Linked DNA regions of Homo sapiens: region 2 is linked to region 1. The links are chromatin contacts, found by Hi-C or POLR2A ChIA-PET in ENCODE. All regions are on one chromosome and are shown on one strand. The core of a region is the stretch at or near the end of the contact, and the rest is flanking DNA. Distances in the headings are between cores, read along the strand shown. Region 1 overlaps TIAM2 (TIAM Rac1 associated GEF 2). Region 2 overlaps ZDHHC14 (zDHHC palmitoyltransferase 14).

What was found. Hi-C counts contacts between places; a loop is a spot of excess contacts on that map. ChIA-PET counts read pairs that join two places held with the same protein, here RNA polymerase II (POLR2A). Pooled maps may share reads with other maps.
Region 2: a loop to region 1 is called in a pooled map, with 4 times the contacts of the local background. The contact joins two enhancer-like sites. A Hi-C loop is called at or near these places in 1 of 37 single-sample maps with no recorded cell type and 2 of 50 pooled maps. POLR2A ChIA-PET finds 5 or more read pairs at or near these places in 1 of 52 experiments (OCI-LY7).

The regions. Positions count from the first base shown.
Region 1 is chr6:155,169,147-155,173,673 of GRCh38, reverse strand. The region is part of intron 9 of TIAM2 (TIAM Rac1 associated GEF 2); the gene reads right to left. Among named protein-coding and RNA genes, the nearest start is that of CLDN20, 93 kb to the left of the region's middle. RefSeq lists enhancers at 1,818-1,877, 1,908-2,327, 2,368-2,427. Within about 2 kb of position 2,358, at least 18 of the 41 ENCODE cell types and tissues checked have a DNase peak (open chromatin) inside an H3K27ac peak, as active enhancers do.
Region 2 is chr6:157,559,813-157,564,339 of GRCh38, reverse strand. All of the region lies in intron 2 of ZDHHC14 (zDHHC palmitoyltransferase 14), which reads right to left. Among named protein-coding and RNA genes, the nearest start is that of MIR3692, 33 kb to the right of the region's middle. RefSeq lists enhancers at 2,163-2,242, 2,363-2,442, 1,552-2,525, 2,803-2,932. Within about 2 kb of position 2,324, at least 6 of the 41 ENCODE cell types and tissues checked have a DNase peak (open chromatin) inside an H3K27ac peak, as active enhancers do.

The DNA of each region.
Region 1 (4,527 bases), core at 1,109-3,608:
TGCGTCCCACACCCAGGACACACCCAAAACTTCAGTGCTGAGCTGGATACAACTAGAAATTCACAGTCATATTACAGGCAGAAGGGTAAACGCTGTCCGTTTTCAGTATCTTACTCAAATCTGTTGACATAGTGTCAAGTTCTTAATGCTCTCTGGAAGCTTCGAGAAGAAAAATTAACAGATTATTGAAGGAGAATAAGTTCTGGACAAGAGAAAAGTGTGCAGATAGATGGAAGGATGGAAGGACAAAAGAAATAATCCTATTAAAATCCATTAAACAAGGTGCTGTGCTACAACTGCTCTGAGCAATGGTTTTCTGAGTCTACACTGTTGACCCAAGATCTAGTGAACCATAGAAGAGAAGACGCCTATCAAAGCCAAGGCCATCAAAGAGTAAGACCCTCTCAAGAGAGTCCCTCAATGAAAAGTTAAATGTAATTTTTGGTGTGTGTTAGGCAGACAGACAGACAGACACACACACACACACACACACACACACACACAACCCTCACAAATGTATACAGTTCAAGAAAAGTAAAACCTGGTTATTCAAAGGAAGCACCAAGAATTTAAAATTAATTTATTAAAACTAGAAAAAGAAAAAGCTACTTGGTGCTTACAGATCTCTTAGGTTGTTGTAAGCTTTGCCCATTTGGAGGGAAAGTTGGATTAATTCTCTGAAGGAAGGTCAATGCTATCCAAGTTGAAAATACACATGCTTTAGTTTCAGGAAGCCAGATGAAATATTCTCCAATATTCTTTTCATAAAAAGAAGAGAGAATCCTAAAAATAAGCATTAAAAATGGAGCCATCTGGAAAACTCTTTTTCCAGGTTACCCATGTCAAAGATGCTGCTATGTTAAATTAACCTTTTTAACCACCCAGAATTCCACGGTTGGCTACCTTTGCCAGGACTGTTACGCACCTACCACGCCTCCTACTCTACTTCCTCCCATCAAAGAAAAAAAAAAAAAAAAAAAAAAAAAATATATATATATATATATATATATATATATATATATATATATATATTTCCAACTAGCCTCTTCAAGGTTTCCTGGTCCTGAGAATGCAAATGGAGACAGAAAAAATACAATAATAGCAAGGCAATCCAGGTCAAATCTCAGCCTTGTTAGGGGCTGTTATCTAGTGCCTCTGCACTTCTGTTCCTTCACCTTCAAAAGAGGTTAAAAACGCCAGCCTCGTGGGGTGGTTAGGAGACTGATGGGAGGAATTGCATTTGAAAGACATAAATTGTAAAGATTTTTTTTGGAAGCTGAGGCTGGATCAGGGCATTATACTGTACTGGGAGTAGCTACTGCATTTCAGCGATGGCCACTATAAAGAACTTCCTGAGAATCATCCTTTGTTCCAAAGCCCTGGGCCACTGTTCTGGCCACTGCTGCTCAGATCACCTTGCAGTCAGCTCCAACTGGCCATCACGACACGGGAACATCACTGGGCTGCAGCCACAGTCACTCCAGACTGACTAGTGAACGTCTGCAAATCACTTTAGCTCTCCTTGGAGGGCATTCCACAGAAGTATTTATTATTATTATTATTACATCAATGGTCCTGAAACCACATGTCAAATTACTTATGCTCAGTATGCAGCAAGGAGAAAAAATTGAAACTCCGTGTGTTCTCACAGCAGATGCTTTTGGATCAAATGGCTTGTAATTACTACTTGGATCACTGAAGGGAAGTGAGTAGCAAAATCACAATCTGGCTGTCACAAATGGGCCCAAACCACCACAGTGGCTGATAAAAGGAAAGTCTATTTGCAAGGGAGATGAGGAGAAAACACAAAAGGGAGTTGCACGCTCCCAGTTTTCTTAACAACAGTAAAATGTCATAGAAGAGAAAGTGTTTATTTCCTTCTTGGACTGAGGCCCACACATCGGTTGATATGAAAGAAAAACAAAGATGGATCTAGCTAGCTCGCTAGCTGTATGCATATATATATGCTATGTAGGGTTGTGTATTAATATTCTCTCTAAACAGATTACCATACTGTGGTGAAGAGTAAGCTGTTTCATTCATATTTTCCATTTAAGAAAACAATATTAGGGGGTTTGTTTTGGTTTTGGGGTTTTTTGGGGTTTTTTAGGTTTTTTTTTCAGTTTACAGCTCATGACTAAGATGACAATACTGCATTCACTCACTGCCACAGAAAGTTGGAATACCCCAAGCCAATTTTCCAGAAGAAGGGGCCAAGGCCCAGGGGCTGTCACAATTTCTGCAATGAAGCTTCTGGGGTTGCCGCCATCTGAGCCTTAGTGGGGACTTTGTTGTCACAATCTCCATGACAAACACCTCCCTTCAAAGGCCGTGTAAGACTCACTATTACTCATCCAGACGTTCGTTATGAAAAGCTTTCATTTTTGGCAAGCCAAAGTGTCCTCTAAAAAAATGTTCAAGTAAGACTGGCTTTATTCCAGACTTAACAGATTTTGAATTAGGGTGACTCACTGTTGGGCTGTTATATGATGCATCAATTAGAGTGAAATAGTTTAAAATGCACACGGCCCCTCCCTCACAACAGCCTTTCTGTGTTATAGAAATGGGCGTAATGTACTTATTGTATAAAAATAGGTTTGTGCAGGTTACAAGTATTCTCCAAGAATGATTAGCAGATGAAAAGTAGCAAAATGAAATATTAATTATTTAGCCAGCTCAGGCAGAATTTTAAGTCCCAGAGATATAAAAAAACAAATTACACCCTTAGTTCTATCTGCCATTCTATCTGAATCTAGTTATCTGGGTACGATAGCACAGAAATTACAGAGGCTGCATTAAAATTGTCCTATAAATGAAAGGAATTTCTTCAGTATCCCTACATCACAAGTAATGCTTAGCTAAAACAAATAGGAGTAAAACAAATGCAGAAATCATAGTTTCTTCTCACTCCTTAGAGCATCGATGGGACCTGTTGATTTGAGCCCATCTTAAGCACTAAGCTTAAATTCTCACTGTAAGTGGCTACATCAGCAAAATTTATTTTCAAAGTCCAACATAAACTCTGTTAATAGGAAGTGTACTGATGCTATAGTTTCATAACTTTCTTTTTTCAGGGATGGGGTCTTACTCTGCCACCCAGGTCAGAGTGCAGTGGTGCGATCTTGGCTCACTGCAACCTCTGCCTCCCAGGCTCAAGCAATCCTCCCACCTCAGCCTCCGAGGAGCAAGCCACTACACTCGGATAATTTTTTGCATTTTTGATAGAGACAGGGTTTCACCATGTTGCCCAGGCTAGTCTCAAATGATCCACCTGACTCAGCCTCCCAAAATTCTGGGATTACAGGCACGAGCCACCATGCCAGGCCTCTTAACTTTCAAAGTAAGAATTTTACATTGTTATATAATGCTGGAAGAGATAGGACCCTAAAATTATGGGCCTTTATTACAAATCAGTCATCCTCAGCCATTAAATGACTACATCTAATAGAAATAGGGCATATATAAACTATATCGATTACAAGCTTTCCTGGGAGCCATGACATACGCACTTGACAGAGTGGCTAACAGTAAGAGATGGTAAGTGCAGAGTAAGAACTGGCTGGGTGCAGTGGCTCACGCCTGTAATCTCGGCACTTTGGGAGACTGAGGTGGGTGGATCGCGACGTCAGGAGTTCAAGACCAGCCTGGCCAACATAGTGAAACCCCATCTCTACTAAAAATACAAAAATTAGCCAGCCTTGGTGGCAGGTGCCTGTAATCCCAGCTACTCAGGAGGCTGAGGCAGAAGAACTGCTTCAACCTGGGAGGCAGAGGTTTCAGTGAGCCGAGATCACGCCACTGCACTCCAGCCTGGGCAACAGAGTGAGACTCCATCTGAAAAAAAAAAAATTATTTGGTGGAGGAGAAATTAAATAACACAGCTTCATGGGGATGTTGTGGGTTTGAAAAAGGCACTAGGAAGAGGCATAGGCACATCTGGGATTTCATGCTCTAGGATTTCATTCAGAAATCATTCTGAGGATTTGTTTGGTCAGAAGCAATTCTAGGGATGAGGAGACATTACTCAGGCTCCCCTTGACGGCGCCTGGAGAGACACAGCATAGAATGTACTATCTATGTGAAGATCCCTGACAACCCTGAGAGGAAAATGCAATTTTGTATTCACTGAACTCTCAAACGAAGGTAAGTACTGCTGAGGAATAGAGATGTATAAATCAAAGATATTATTATGACTTCAGTCTAGTCATGTCACTAATTTTAAAATGGAGTTAACATGAGGTTAGATACCTCCAAAATGCTTGGCATTCAAGACTATCTCTTTAGAGAATACCTACTGGGACCATTTTAATTATAAATCTATTTTCAAGGAGTTCATGTAAAGATTCTGAACCAGCATTCCTCGCTTAAGTTAGCATTTGTGGCCGGGTGCTGTGGCTCACCCTGTCATCCCAGCACTTTGGGAGGCCGAGGTGGGTGGATCACAAGGTCAGGAGATCGAGACCATCGTGGCTAACACGGTGAAACCCCATGTCTACTAAAAACACAAAAAATTAGCCGGGCGTGGTG
Region 2 (4,527 bases), core at 1,075-3,574, 2.4 Mb before region 1:
AAAGAAAGAGACCTGCTCAGGTTCCTGGTGTGGTTGACATGAAGACGGCAGAGGGAATTGGGATCTGAATCTTTGTCTTCTGCCTGATTATCCAACCAAAGCCCCCGCCCTGCCCCAACTATGAGTGAGCAGGCACCAGCTGTGACCACCATGCAAGAACAGTTCTAACTGAAGAATGTGAGGTTGGATTTTTTTAAAAATCTGGTCAGCAGAAAAGGAGTTTCTCAATTCTTTTGTCAATTTCACTAAGGAGAAATACGATTCTGAGACATTCTTTGAATTTCCAGCCCAGTTTCCTCTCTGCAAGGGCCCTGACATCCTCAGAGTGAAACCTGGTAGGCTTTTGCTTTCTGTCTGGCCCTTGGGGTTGGTCTGCAGACAGGGGTTCCCCCTTAGGGAGCCACTCAGAATGGCTAGATTTGGGGATGACTGAATTCAGCCTGAAGCCTATGAGCCCACCAGAGCACACTGTTTCGCTTCCATGCAGCTTCTAGAAAAGTCCCAGAACTGCAATGCAACTGCAATGCAACCTCACTCACCGCAGCCCCACAGCCTCAACTAACTAACCTAGAAGTCTGGCCTTAGAGTTCCCCGGGTGTTTGAGGTCTGGACATCTGCAATCCGTGACTTGTGCCTCTGGTCCTAGTTCGCACTTAGTCCTGTTCAGTGCCCACCGCATGCCCCTGCTGGCTGGGGACACACTCCAATCTTTTTTACATCCTATGTAAAGAAGTGACCAGCTTTGTTCTGGATACACACAGTGTGGATACACGGAGCTGCTGGGGCTGGCAAGTGCTTGCCATGGGGTCTCTCTAATAAGCACCACCTGAGAACCAGGTATTGGAGGCATAAGAGCACACACTCCCACTTTCAACAGAGAAATTCCACTCCGGGAAGGGGGAAGAAACAAAACAGCCTCCCCCAAGTCAGAGCAGGGCAAGGCAGAAACCAGCCACTCCTGGGTGATCTCACATCACCCGGACCTGCTCCGGCTCCTCTTCTGGCTTGGAGCTGGGGAAGAGGCACGCTTAACGCCCAGGCAGGCCAAGCTCGGGCAGGGGCCTTTCCAGGAAGCATTGCTAAGCGGTGGCCGTGGTGTTTCCTGGGAGGGCAGGCCTGGCCAGTACTTCTGCCATCCAGGCCCTTGAGTCAACCTGGCTGCCTTCCCCTCCAGCCTCCAGGCTTGTAGTGGGAGCAAGGACTCTGCCTTAGTTACCACCTCCAGGAGTCCAGCCCAGCTCCGGGTGCCTGGGAGACACTAGGCCCTTGTGGAGCCGGCTTCTTACCGCAGGAAGACCATGAACCCTACATCCACATGGCCCCAGCCTCCATGCCGCCTTGCTCCCTTTCACCTCCTGGGCAGCCTCTTGTCAGGAATGCACAGCTCTTGCAGGGCAGGGGTGGGGTTGGGGAGTTCTAGGTTCTTCCTTGACCTGGGCACAGTGGGTGCTTGGGGGGCGGTGGGAGGCGGGAGGGAACCGTTGTCCTGAGCAGCTTCCTAGCTGACACAACCTCCATTTTCTGAGGAGGCTGCCCCTCTCCACAGCACTACACTTCACACACATAAAACGCTCCCTATATATGTGAGGATATTTTAAGTCAGTGACTCTCAAACATTACTGTGCTAGATGCAGATTCCCAGGTCCTGTCTCCAACAGACTCTGGGTGGTGAGCTCAGGACTGGGCCTGGAACCTGCCTGCGAATGAGCTGCTCAGGTGGCTCATCGAGTGTCTGCTGACCTCAGCGAGAGGCAGCAGCTTAGGGTCCCCTCCCTCTCTGTACCTGGAGAAGTGGTAGTCTTCACAGACCCTCTCGGGAGCCCCCACCCCAAATCTGCCTAGAGAATCGCATGGAGAGCCCAGCAGCAGCCCTGGCCCCACCAACAGAAAATGAGGGGCCAGCCAGGGACAGCGGAACAAGGCAGAGACCCCTCGCCACGCTCACAGAGCTTCTGGCCCAGGAGTCCCAGCGTCCACCCTGGGAGCTTCTGCAGCGCCTTCTCTGAGGCTGCACCAGCTGTTCTCACGGCTAAACCCCAGTTGGGCATCCCTGGTCCCCACTTCTGCCCTTCATTGCCCAGGGCTGTGGGTGTTGTGGTCACAGATGGACTGACTTATAGGCCCTTCCTCTCTCTTCTCATGGTTGCCAACCAGGCTACTGCAGGTCCCCACAGCCCCTACGCCCCCAGGCTGCAGCTGCTCCGTCTGACTGCCCCACACATGTTTTCTGGATACCTTCAAGCTGCATCTTCTGCCCCTTCCCTGTGAAAAGCTGTGTGAGTTGAGGAACTGAAATCATTTTGTTTATATGTTATAAACACCCAGGTTTCTCACTGAACCCACAAAAACCTCAGATACTAAGGGAAAAAAAGTATCTAACCCTCTGAGAACATCTATGTATTCTGCGTTTAACTTTTAAATTCAGGGCCCAGCACAGTGGCTCACACCTGTAATCCCAGCACTTTGGGAGGCCAACATGGTGAAAACCCCACTTATCTACAAAAAATACAAAAAATAGCCGGGTGTGGTGGTGCACACCTATAATCCCAGCTACTTGGGAGGTGGAGGCAGAATCACTTGAAACCAGGAGGTGGAGGTTAAAGTGAGCCATGATCACGCCACTGCACTCCAGGCTGGGTGACAACAGTGAAACTCCATCTCAAATAAATAAATAAATTCAACTCAACAATTCAAGAGGTCTGGGTGAGAGCACCTGCTCTGTGCCAGGTGTGCGTGTATAGTTTCTGTTTCCTAATTATAAACTGAGGGTGGCTGCTTTGTCATTTTTGTCCCCCATGTGTATCTGAGCGCCGGGACAGCAGGTCTCACATGCGCGCCCGTCGGACACTCTACCTGCTGAGTCAGAATTTCCAGGGGAAGGTGCTCACTTGTATATGTATACATTTTATTACTGAAAATAATACACACGGTAAGAAAAAAAGCAAGCAGGTAAACATTTCCAACCTCCACGGGATTCTATTCTGCACTACGATGGCAGCCTTCAGCCTAGACCGTGTCCTGGCACGTGCCAGCTGCTCAGCAGGTGTTTGATGAAAACTCAGCATGGCCTCTGAGCTTTGTCCCTGGCCCTGACCCCAGCAAGGCATGCTTCTTCCACACACGGGATAGATTGTTTTCAATGAAGCAGAGTGAATGTCGTTCTCAGGTGTAGTTGCAAGAAGCCACACTCAGCAATGCTCTCTGAGGCGATTTCCAATAAAGGACCGCCTTGCACAGGGCAGCTAACACCCCCACGCTCTGAGGACCTGGGCTCCCCGAAATGTCCTTCTGCACTCTGCATTTAAATGCTGACTATTTTTTGGTTTTAGTTTCTTATGGGCTTCCATTCCAAACAACTCATTACAGTCTTGTTCAATTTCTTCTTTCTCATGTTCTAGTGGGTTCGTGATTAGACACGCCACGCCTCATAATGTTGTGCTTGGATAAGCAATCTGCTATTTTCACAGCTTCTTCAGGTTAATGCATCCGTTCCTCATAATGCTTCTGTGAGTCAGGCAAGGCCGTGGGATCCCATTATCCAGATGAAAACACAAAGCCCCTAGAGAGAATTCGTGATTTGCCAAGGCCAAGGCAATGAGTAAGAAGTACTGCTTAATAAATGTTTGCTGAATGCATATCTATTAATGCTAGAGTTTATGTAATGACATTTACTGATTTTTTTTCTTCTAATTATAAAGGTAACACATGCTCATCATAGGGAATATCAGAAACGTACAGAGAAAAAAACTAAAATTACTTGCCAGTCCAATCACAAAAAAAAACTTGTTTATATTTCCTTATAATTCCTATATATATTAAGATCCCAATGTACATCCAATTTTGTATTTTGCATATTTTCATTGAAATTGTATAAGGATAACTTTTATAAGCCATTAGATATCTTTGATATCAATATTTTAAGACGTTCTAACAACGTGGCGTTTACAGAAGCAGATTGCAAAGGTGATTCACGAGGACGTGGTGGTTGGCCATCTCTCTGGGATAAGTGGTCTTCAGCCGGGCACCTGCTGCCCCACAGGCTTTTGAAGAAGGTGTACTGTAGCTGTTGTGTAGGCAACTGATGTGGCAACAGTCGGCCCCGCTTCCTGGCTGACACGCTCTTCTCCAGGACAGCTTTGCTCCCCAGCAAGTGCAGCAAAAATTCACTCCAGAATCAGTCACTTGCCTCTTTCCGTGGGCATGACTTTAGAGCCATTGGCTTTAGAGCTGAGTTGGCCACCACCCTGTGCCTGCATGAGTGGAAAGGTATAGTGTAATTCATCATAGACGTATAGTGTAATTCGTGTATCCATTTCCCTCCTGGTATGCATAGAAATTGCTTCTACTTCCTTTACACTATTATAAATAACTCTATCATGAACATCTTCATGTTTATTTTCAAGTAAGGTTTCTATTTTGCTCCCTGCAGCCCTGTCCATGGGGGCCTATTTCAACTTCTTTCACAGTGAATTTTTTCCATCATTTTATTATTTTGGTTCTTCATGTTTATTTCTAAAACTTGACACA